Linked DNA regions of Homo sapiens: region 2 is linked to region 1. Evidence: read pairs that join two places in POLR2A ChIA-PET (ENCODE). Cell type or tissue: MCF 10A. All regions are shown on one strand.

Region 1 (5,000 bases):
GATTACAGGCATGAGCCACTGTGCCCTGCCCACATTTTAGCATAAGGATTTTTTTTTTAAATCCACAATAATATATGTGACTGAGACACCTATGATTACCTTAATAAATTTGGAGTCAGTAAATTTTCAGCCTTTAGGCTTTTTCCCACAGGCCAAATATTTTTAGTTTGGAGGTAATGCTGTGTTGCGACAGAACATTCTCTAGAAAATATTTATTTTGCCTTTTACTGGTGTGTCTAGTTAGTGAATTCTGTGTAGAATCTCTTACATTTGATTAAAGCATTTGAATTGATGTGAGTAATGCTTAAATTATTTATGCCTCAAAGGGCTTTTCCTACTTCTAACCTGCTTTATTCTCTATTATATATTAAGCCACTAGGACTAAACAAAGCTGTAAATTGGCTTTGAATAGAAATAGTGCTTAGATCTGTGAAAAAAATCACTGATCCCAAATGTAAACTTTAGGCCTTCTGCAATCTCTTAGAACAGAGAAAAGGCAATCTTATAACTTTTGCTGACTGCCAAAGGATTTTCAATAGCTAGTGCATTGATGTACAGCTCTGAAAGTGTCTGATTTTTTTTTTTTTTTTTTTTCCTTTCTGCCTGGAGGCTCAGTTCCAGCTCATGGAAGTTTGCTGGCCCATGGATTTGCTTTAGTGTGGCAGTCATGGAGCCTGGAGTACTATCCTCACATAATAATGTGTTTGCGATTTGGGAATGATCTTTGGTGGGTAGCAAGGGGAATTAGAACCCAGTTAACTCACCACATTGGTACTTTTATATACCAGAAATAGCTCCTATTGACTTTTCTAGTTTTCACATAGAATCTTATATGTTATTTGTTAGATATAGGCTTATTTTTCTTTTATGATAATTCAGAATTCACACACTTAGAATAATTATTTATTACGCAATTTGCTTTTTAGGACTTTATGTTCCATATCTCTGCCAAGGGTTTTGCAGTGACCTGTGAGAACTATGTCACACGGGCACATCACAGACAACTGTTCCATTTTTACACATTTTGCTAACTGGTTGAGGTTAGGTTGTAGGCTAAAATTGTCCACGATGAGGGTATTTATACCATGGAAATCAGCAAACACTGCAAATCAGGACCCCTCCTGGCCCTAACTCCCCTGGGGCTGATGGATAGCTATTTATCAGCAGGCTACTACTTTTCAGTTATTTTTGAAAGCACTAGGAAGTTTAACCTATCAGGCTAAAGTTCAATAGATATGAGGTAGAATAAAAAGGTTAGTTATCAGATGTTGCTCATTCTACCAGTGGATACTTGTGAAATGCTATCATTTACTCAAACATAGTCATTTAAAATATGACAGACAAATTGAATGTGGGAAGAAAGAAGCCACAAATAGAAAGCACACATTACAGTAAATGTAGAAAAATAGACAACCGAGATAAGAAAATAGAAAGCCAAAGGGAAAATAAAAATCTTGAAGAATGGACAGGAAGAAGACTGTGCTAAACAAAATTGGCACTAAAATTGAATTTGAGAAGTACAGAGAGGTTAAAAAAAGGCATAAAAATGGAGTAGCTTTGAAAATGGTGAGCAGTGCTGACCTGGTGAAGTCATGTCTTCCACCCAAGCTGACCTTGCTGAGATGGTGGTATTAAAACCGCCAGCCTTGGAAAAACAACACATCTTGCCCTTGGCATTTTGGAACATACTTAGGGAATAGCATTATGAGTAGGTGACTGCATTATTTATTGTCCAAACTTGGGCTTTTATGAGTGAAATGGGGCACTATTGACCATAACTTCTGGACAACAATGTGAACTGGAGCCATTGGCAGCAAACTGGAATGTATGTAATTATGGGCTTTACTTACTATTGGCCACTGGTTTCTAATCCAATAGGTTAAAAGAACTTGACTGATAAAGATTACAATGAAAGGAGTAAAATAAATATTCCTGGAGTCTATAATTATTAAATGTAGATAGTTATTTTCCCATTATGAGAAAGTTAATAAAGGAAAAGAATGTGACTCATAATACTGTTGACTAAACAAGAAAAGAATGTGAAGTCTGAGGCTCAAATGTGGGAACCTTGTTGCCCCCTTGTCCCCTCTGACCTTGGTGGAGTCCTGGGGTAATTGTTCTTGTTGTAACTGTCAACTCTGGTGATAGTAGGCCTGGAAGCCCTCCCAGCTCGTTACTTACCAAGTCCTCTTACACTCTTTATGCTAATGTGTCTAGTCTTTTTTCTTTGTGCTGCCTAAGTGGTTAAGTTTCCCACAGCATGCAACACCTGAGTATGAATCCTCAGTATTGCCCAAGAACCTGGCTGCATTCCACAGGACGCCCAAACTATGGAACTCTGTGGTTTTCTTCCCTTAAACTCACCATCCTTCATCTAAAGTATATGTTTTAGCCAGCTACCAAAAATCTGTTTCTCAGGAACTGGTACAGGTTTTCTTTAGAAAATCACCAATTTTCTGATTTTCATGGCTTCTCTAAGGGACTGTTGAATTATGCACTCCACTTGTACCCCAGTATCTGGGCACACCTTCCTCATGACACGATGGGGCTTGGGACTGCAGGGTGATTTCATGCTCTGGTGCTTTGGCCATATCTTCCAGCACATTCATTTCACTTCCTAAGAAATGGATCAGCTTCTTTAAAAATTCAGTATCTGAGGTGAGGGACTTATAAATCCCTTTCCTGGCAGCTCTCTCCACAAGTATGTTCCTAGAAATCTAAGTTCATCATTCTGTAAGGGAAGCTCTGGTAAGACTGTGTTCCCATTCCTTTACCCTCAATATCACAGTGAGCGTGCCATACTAGTACCGTCCAATAGACGTTTCTGTGATGGTGGAAATGTTCTAAATCTGCACAGTTCAATATAATAGCCTGTTTGCCCAATGTGGCTATTGGGCACTTGAAATGTGGCTAATGCAACTGAGAACTAAATTTGTAACTTAATTTGATTTAATTTCACTTACATGTAATTAGCCACATACAATGAGTGGCTCCAGTACTGGAAGGTACATCTCGGTACCAACCCAGATGCTGTAAAATCAGCCTACTTAGTGATATCCTTGCTACGTAGTAGTCCAGCAGTATTTCCCAATATTTCCCAAACAGATGTGATCTGTAAGGGCCCACACTGATACCACTGAGATCATTTAGAAGTCTTACTTTAATTTTCCCTATTATCAAAGAGCTGAATTCCAGAAAGGGAAGTTAGTCTATGGTGTAAAACAACATTGCACCAGAATTTGGACTGCTTCTGGTGAAATACCACCTCCCCGCAAAAGCATAAGCATTTCTTCAGGCTCCCCAATCTAATAAGGTACAAATAATATAAAATAATAGGGCTCACCAGAATACTACGAATGCTTGACTAGTATGTGAATATTATTCATAAGAACTCTATGACTACTGCCATCATCTGACTCAATCTCTCTCATTATTGCAACCAATGGAACTTTCAAATATTCCCTGTTCCTGAGAAGAACCGAGTATAGGTAAGAAGTGGTCGCTGTTACAGCCATTGGTGGTGCCAGTTGCTCCCTTTGCAAGGGTGGGCTGAGAGCTCCTATGCTGGTCATCATCTCGTGGCTGCTCGCTTTACTGCCCGTATCATTTTCCTCTTTTGTAGACATGTCATCATGGACTCACAGCTTCTTCCAAGGCAGCTTTTTACAGTTTTCCAGGAAGAAACAGTCCCAGATGGCCATGCTTGGCATCTATGACTCTCGTCTTTAATTGTCCCAGAGATGGGTCCCAAGGGAAGCCAATTCCTAGGCTACCCAGAGACCTAAACCATGATATGGCCCCCAAAATGAACTATGCCAACTGACTTCTCTGGGTAATGTGATCTGTGAATTATCATGATAGGGAAGCAGCCAGCCACGAGAGCTGAAGCTGAAAGATTGCTCAGAGAAAAGCCATGGAGTAGTTTTAGGCCATGAGGGTCACAACAGACCAAATGAAACTTTCTGAGGAAGCAGAAACTAAGAGTGAGCAGAAGATGCAAGGCAGAGAATGGACAAACAGATTGGCATATGACGAGCCAGTCTGTAGCTCCAAGAAAATAAAAGAGACTCAAAGGAATTTGCAGAGCCACTTTGATGGCAAAGCCCTAGAATGAGAAGCCACACACTCCTGCTGCTGAGGTTCTAGGTGAATGGGTATCTGATTGGTCCTGTCTCCATGAGCCTGACTCAAGCATTTGTTTTCTATGTAAGGCAGGACTGTTGACTTCTCCTGGGTTCCCTAGTATATATCTATGTTAGCCAGAGTTATCTAGAGAAACAGAATCAATATTATATGTATGATTATATATTTGTAAATTTTATATTAGAATATAATTATATATTGTATAATGTTATATATCATGATTATATACATATAGCATGTGTTTTATATATATCTTTATATATGTATTTATCTATTGAGAGAGGTATTTATTTTAAGAAATTGACTCATGATTTTTGGGGAGTTGAAAGTCTTAAATTTGTAGGGCTTGGATTCTTGAAATTCAGGTAAGAGTTGATGTTGCAGTCCTGGGTACAAATTCTGCAGGGCAGCAGGCTGGAAACTCAGTCCCAGGAAGGGTTTCTATGTTACTGTCTTGAGAAGAATCCGTTCTTTGGGAAACCTCCGTTTTTCTTCTTAATACCTTCAACTGATTGAATAAGGCCCATAACATTATGCAGGGTAATCTGTTTTAATCAGTTTACTGATTTAAATATAATTACATCTTAAAAATACCTTCACAGTAATATCTAGACTGGTGTTTGGCTGAACAACTGGGCATCATAGCCTAACCAAGTTGTCACATAAAATTATCTATCACAGGATCCCTACTCAAAATCTCCTGTTGCTTGAGGCGACTCTATTCTCTGTACGTAAGTTTACTCAGCTAGTAAGTGGCAAAGAAGGATTTGAGCCCAGCATTCTGACTCAGAACTTGCGTTTTTAACCACTTAGCACTTAATTCATTTTGTCTTATAATTTGCTGATTGATTTCTTTA
Region 2 (5,000 bases), 140 kb after region 1:
ATATTTAGAATTCTATGAAGTAGGCAATGTTCTTCCTCATTGCACAAAATAGGCCAGGAGTCTGAAGACTTCCATTTTAGTCCCATCTCTGCACTAACTAGGTGTCTTAGCAATTAACCTTTTGGAATCTAGGCCTCTTCATTGATCAGATTAATTTTCCAAAAGAACAGCTTCAATCACATTGTTCTATGGCTTAAAAGCCTCTCCATTGCTCACTGAATTAAAGTCTAACCTCTGTGCTTGGCATTCAAAGTGCTGTAATAGTCAGAGTTTTCCAGAGAGATAGAACCTATACATATATACATGTGAGAAGGGATTTACTGGGGGAATTGGTTCACATCATTATGAAGGCTGAGAAGTACCAACACAGGCCCTCTGCAAGCTGGAGAACCAGGGAGGTAGATAGTGTGGCTCAGCCTAAAACCTCATAACCAGGGATGCTGATGGTATAATTCTCAGTTTGAGGCTGAAGGCTTGAGTACCCAGGGTCACCTGTGTGAATCCTGGAGTCGAAAAGCCAGAGAATGTGGAGTTCTGATGCCCAAGGGCAGGAGAGGGACATCCTGGATCTGCAGGAGAAAGAAAATATTTGCCCCTCCTCCATTTTTTTGTTCCACTTGGACCCCTAACTAATCAGATGGTGCCCGCCTACATTGAGGGGGGATCTTACCCACTCGGTTCACAGACTCACATGCCAATCTCCTTCAGAAACACCCTCACAGACACCCTCAGAAGCAATGCTTTACCAGCTAACTAGGTATCCCTTAATCGGGTTAAGTTAACTCCAAAACTTGACCATTGCAGGTGCTCAGCTTCCTCTTCCAACCTCCTCTGCCATCCTCCTACTATGTATACCCCACTCTCCATCAGAGTGCTGTCCTTGTTCCCTGAGCACTTCTAGTGCTCCTATCGGCCTCACCCAGATGCCTTTCTGCATCTCTGCCATGCTCTCCTGCAGTGAGCCCACCCTGCTGCCAAAGGTAGAGGTCTTGGCTCTATCTCATATTCCTTCAGCATCCCTCATCAGTCACTTGCTACCCATCAATCAATCATTTGCCACACATCAGTCAATCATTTGCCACCCAGGCCTATTCATTTTCCCTCACTGAAATCTTTTAATACATTTCCTGCATTTCCTCTGTATTCTTTACCTTAGGTTAGGCCTCTTTCATATCTTACCTCTATTATTACAGTAGCTTCCTGTGATGGTTAATTTTATGTGTCAGCTTGATTAGGCCATGGGATGCCCAGATATGTGGTTAAACATTATTTTTGGGTGTGTATGTGAGCATGTTTCCATAATACATTAGCATTTGAATTAGTGGGTTGAATAAAACAGATGTCCCTCTTCAGTGTAGGTGGGCATTGTTTAATCCATTGAGATCCAAATAGGACACAAAAGGGAGAAGGTTGAATACCCCCTCTCTGTTTGACTGCTTGAGGTAGGACATAGGTCTTCTCCTGTCCTTGGACTAGAACTTACCTACTGGCTTTCCTGGGCCTCCAGCTTGAAGATCATGGGACTTCAAACTTCCTAATGCTGTTTGCCTTGCTTGCTCCCTTTCAATCTATCCCATCATCCTTCTGGCAGGGTGATTTTTCTTTTTTGTTTTTTTGAGAATGGAGTCTAGCTCTGTCACCCAGACTGGAGTACAGTGGTGCAATCTCAGCTCACTGCAACCTCTGTCTTCCAGGTTCTAGTGACTCTCTTGCCTCAGCCTCCCCAGCAGCTGGGACTACAGGCACACACCATCACAACTGGCTAAATTTTGTATTTTTGGTAGAGATGGAGTTTCACCATGTTGGCCAGGCTGGTCTCGAACTCCTGAACTCAAGTGATCTGTCCTCCTCGGCCTCCCAAAGTGCTGAAATCACAGGTGTGAGCCACTATGCCTGGCCAGGGTGATTTTTCTAAAATGCAGTTATAATCATGTCACTCTCCTGCATACAACAATCCTTTGATGCTTTCCCATCAGTTTGTACATAACAATCAAAATCTTTTCTTAGTCCACTTTGTATTGTAGTTATATGTGCTTTTGTTTTGTCTTTCCTCTGCTATTAAAAGCCACTGGACAGCAGGGACTGAGTGTTACTCAGCTTCGTATTCCCTGGAGTACCTAGTAGAGTAGCTTGCATATAGTAGGTGTTCCTTAAATGCCTGTTACATGATTGTATCAACTGGAATTAATATTATCTCCTTTACCTTTCTGAAGGTAAATGCAATGATTAAATATGAAGAAGAGCATTGACAAGATGAAATGGGCTCATTCTCAGCAATGTTATTTCAAAAAGAAAACCTGAGTGATTCACGTATTCATATGTCCATCTGAAAATGTCCTTCTCTCAACAAACTACTCAGTGAAAACTCATCTTCATATAGTTAATGCTGGAGTGCTAATAAACTGTTGCAAATTTCAAAAATAGTGTCATAACTTCCTATACAGAGTCTAAAGAAAGTGGAGGTGTGATGTAGTCTAGGGTTATCAATAGGGCAGCATGACTTGATGGGGCTTAAGACTTCTACACACAGCCAGCAAGCATTTAATGAGCATCCCTGAGGGGCTTAATGTTCCATACTATTACTCAAGGACTTTTTCTTATTTGCCAAGATTACTTGGTAAATCTACAAAGCCAAGTGGCCTATGGCCAGAGTTCAAATAGTTTCTTGTCAATTCTTCCCTCCCTTTCACAGTTGCAAGGCATGGAAAAGAGGAAATGGGATGAGATGGGATGGCTTTCGTCCTGGCCTGCTTCAAGCACTGTTTCACCATAAAAAAGGAACTCTCCACTGCTCCTCTTAAACAGATAAAATATTTTGTGCTTAGAATTCAATGACTCATCCCACTTGGACATAACTACATTCTTTCTAGGGCGGAAATCTCGCATTCAAGTGCAGCTGGCCAAGTTGAAGAAAGAACTTCAAGGCAGTTCTGGGAAAGAACTTTAAGCCTTAGCCCTGATTATGAGAAAGAAGTTTTGCTCTTTGCAAAGGATTAGGAGCATAACTGTGCTAGTGAATAACAATCTCGGACTTAGCCAAAGAATGCTTGGGTGGGATTTTGATTATCATTATGGTATTTTTTAAAATGTAAGCATCTAAGTCTTCAAATTCTTTGATAAATTTAATTTTAATACTTAATTTTGGGCAATCAAAGCACAAAGAAGTAGAAACTGGAGTGAAAATGGGTGGGTTACCAGATACTTACAATAATAAAAGTGTCATTTTGCCAACTTATTTTGTAGCTAAAATTACAATTTTCAATGCTATATGTAGTTGAAGATAGCCATCATCTGCGAGTGCTTATTATATGCCAGGAACTAAGCTAAGCTCTTAACCTGCAAAATTTCATTCAATCCTTGCATAGACACTATGTGATAGATGGACTACAATTGCCACATTGAATCAACATTTGCCTGAGAGACCAATGGGCATTTATTGAACACTATTTAGGGATTAATGTGAAGCGGTGGCAAAGAAGGAAAGGTATAGCATTTAGAGGAACACAGTATTTCATAGAATCTTAGTGAGGGAAGGGATGTTGAAGGACTAAGGCTGATGCCAACTCCGTTGGGCAAGTAATCATCGCTTCTAGCTTTTATAAATTATTAAAATATATTTTGATTTCAGTTTTTCTGATCTGTTTATATTGTCTCTTAAGTCCTTTAGAATCACTTCACACTATGCTCTCATCCAGGTGAAAAGGAACTCAGAAAGAATGTAATTAGCCTCATTTTCTAGCCTAAAACCTTGTGCAGTGGACCTAGAGGCTCCCAAACACGTGCTAAGGTGTAAGGGCCCATGGGCTGCATATCAGTAGGTAACCAAGGCATTCTTTTGTGTATGTGTTGCCCAAATCCCTTAAGAGCACCTATACATCTTGACAATTTTCAGTACAAATCCTTTTCAAGTGAAAAATAAACAAGTATTTAATACTTAAAAATCTTTCTTTCTGTTTCAGACAGAATTCCAGCTGTCTGCTTCTTCCGTCCCTCCAACAAAAACAAAACAAGGGACTTGCATCCATTTACAGTCTACATAGTTTAATCTTCGTGCTATCTTATAGGAGGAGTTCCTCTTGCTGTATTTCTGATATTGGCAACCTCTTCCATTGTCTGCATACTCTCTGGTATCCCTTAATGCTATGCCATAGTCATTGCAACTCTGTTAGTTCAAACCTATATTAGTTATTTTTTAAATTGCTGTTGCTTACTAATTTTAGGTTCATTTTCAGTCCTACCCTTTCCCTACCAATCTACCATTGCTGCCGCCATTACCTTTACAAAACACACCACAAGTCTTATCTGCATTAAACCTGCTTAAAACTGGTGATAAGCCCTCACTGTTCCTTAAGGCCTGCAGGATAAAATACCAACTCCTCAGTGCTGGGGTTTGGAGCAGAGCTTAATTACTCACTTTTCTTCTTTTGCACATTGTGGATCAATTCTGAATTGGACACATAAGTCAGATGGGAATGAAAATGCAGTGCCTGATTCACTGCTGAGAATGCAGCACTGGGGCTGGGGCCAGAGGCAGGCTAAAATGAGGCCATGGCAATCTTCCCCGTGAATTTACCTAAGTTCAGGAAGAGCTGCTGGGGAGCAGTATCCCATTTTCTTTTGGTGCAGGCTTTGGGGTCTGGAGATTACTTTAGAAGTTGAACAATCTATGACAAGCCTGTTTGCAGGGTTTGAGGAGTCTCTAGAAATAACCTTTAGAATCTCAGAGGGAGGCCAGACTATTCGATATTTAGAAATTCAACAGGCTAGTCAATTAGAACAGGGATCTACTATGGCATGTTCCTTAAATCCAACCTGGTTTTGGAGTTTCTGTCTCTGAATAATGTCTTTACCTTCTTGCCCCTTGGTCCCTGCACTTAGAACCATGGGCTGGCGTAATGAGGGGGGCTGTCTCTTTAAAATGAGCTTGTCTTTTAAGGCGGGGAGTACATAGCCAGAAGTTTTTGGTAAGGGCCTAGGAAATTAGGTTTCCCCCAGTGTTC

Evidence for each region. ChIA-PET counts read pairs that join two places held together with the same protein. Peaks named below come from ENCODE experiments on the same cell type or tissue, not always from the same donor. Only the 100,000 strongest peaks of a DNase experiment are listed, where the experiment ranks them.
Region 2: POLR2A ChIA-PET joins it to region 1 with 6 read pairs; 2 of 35 experiments call an interaction of 5 or more read pairs at or near these places.

What each region holds. Positions count from the first base shown.
Region 1 is chr13:76,850,359-76,855,358 of GRCh38, reverse strand. No RefSeq gene overlaps it. Among named protein-coding and RNA genes, the nearest start is that of KCTD12, 34 kb to the left of the region's middle. In MCF 10A, no CTCF peak of the experiment used is centred here; a DNase peak (open chromatin) is centred at 2,278.
Region 2 is chr13:76,709,529-76,714,528 of GRCh38, reverse strand. LOC105370265 (a long non-coding RNA gene) reads left to right here. Exons shown (of 4, transcript XR_001749923.2): 4 at 2,214-2,421. Among named protein-coding and RNA genes, the nearest start is that of KCTD12, 170 kb to the left of the region's middle. In MCF 10A, no CTCF peak of the experiment used is centred here; a DNase peak (open chromatin) is centred at 2,868.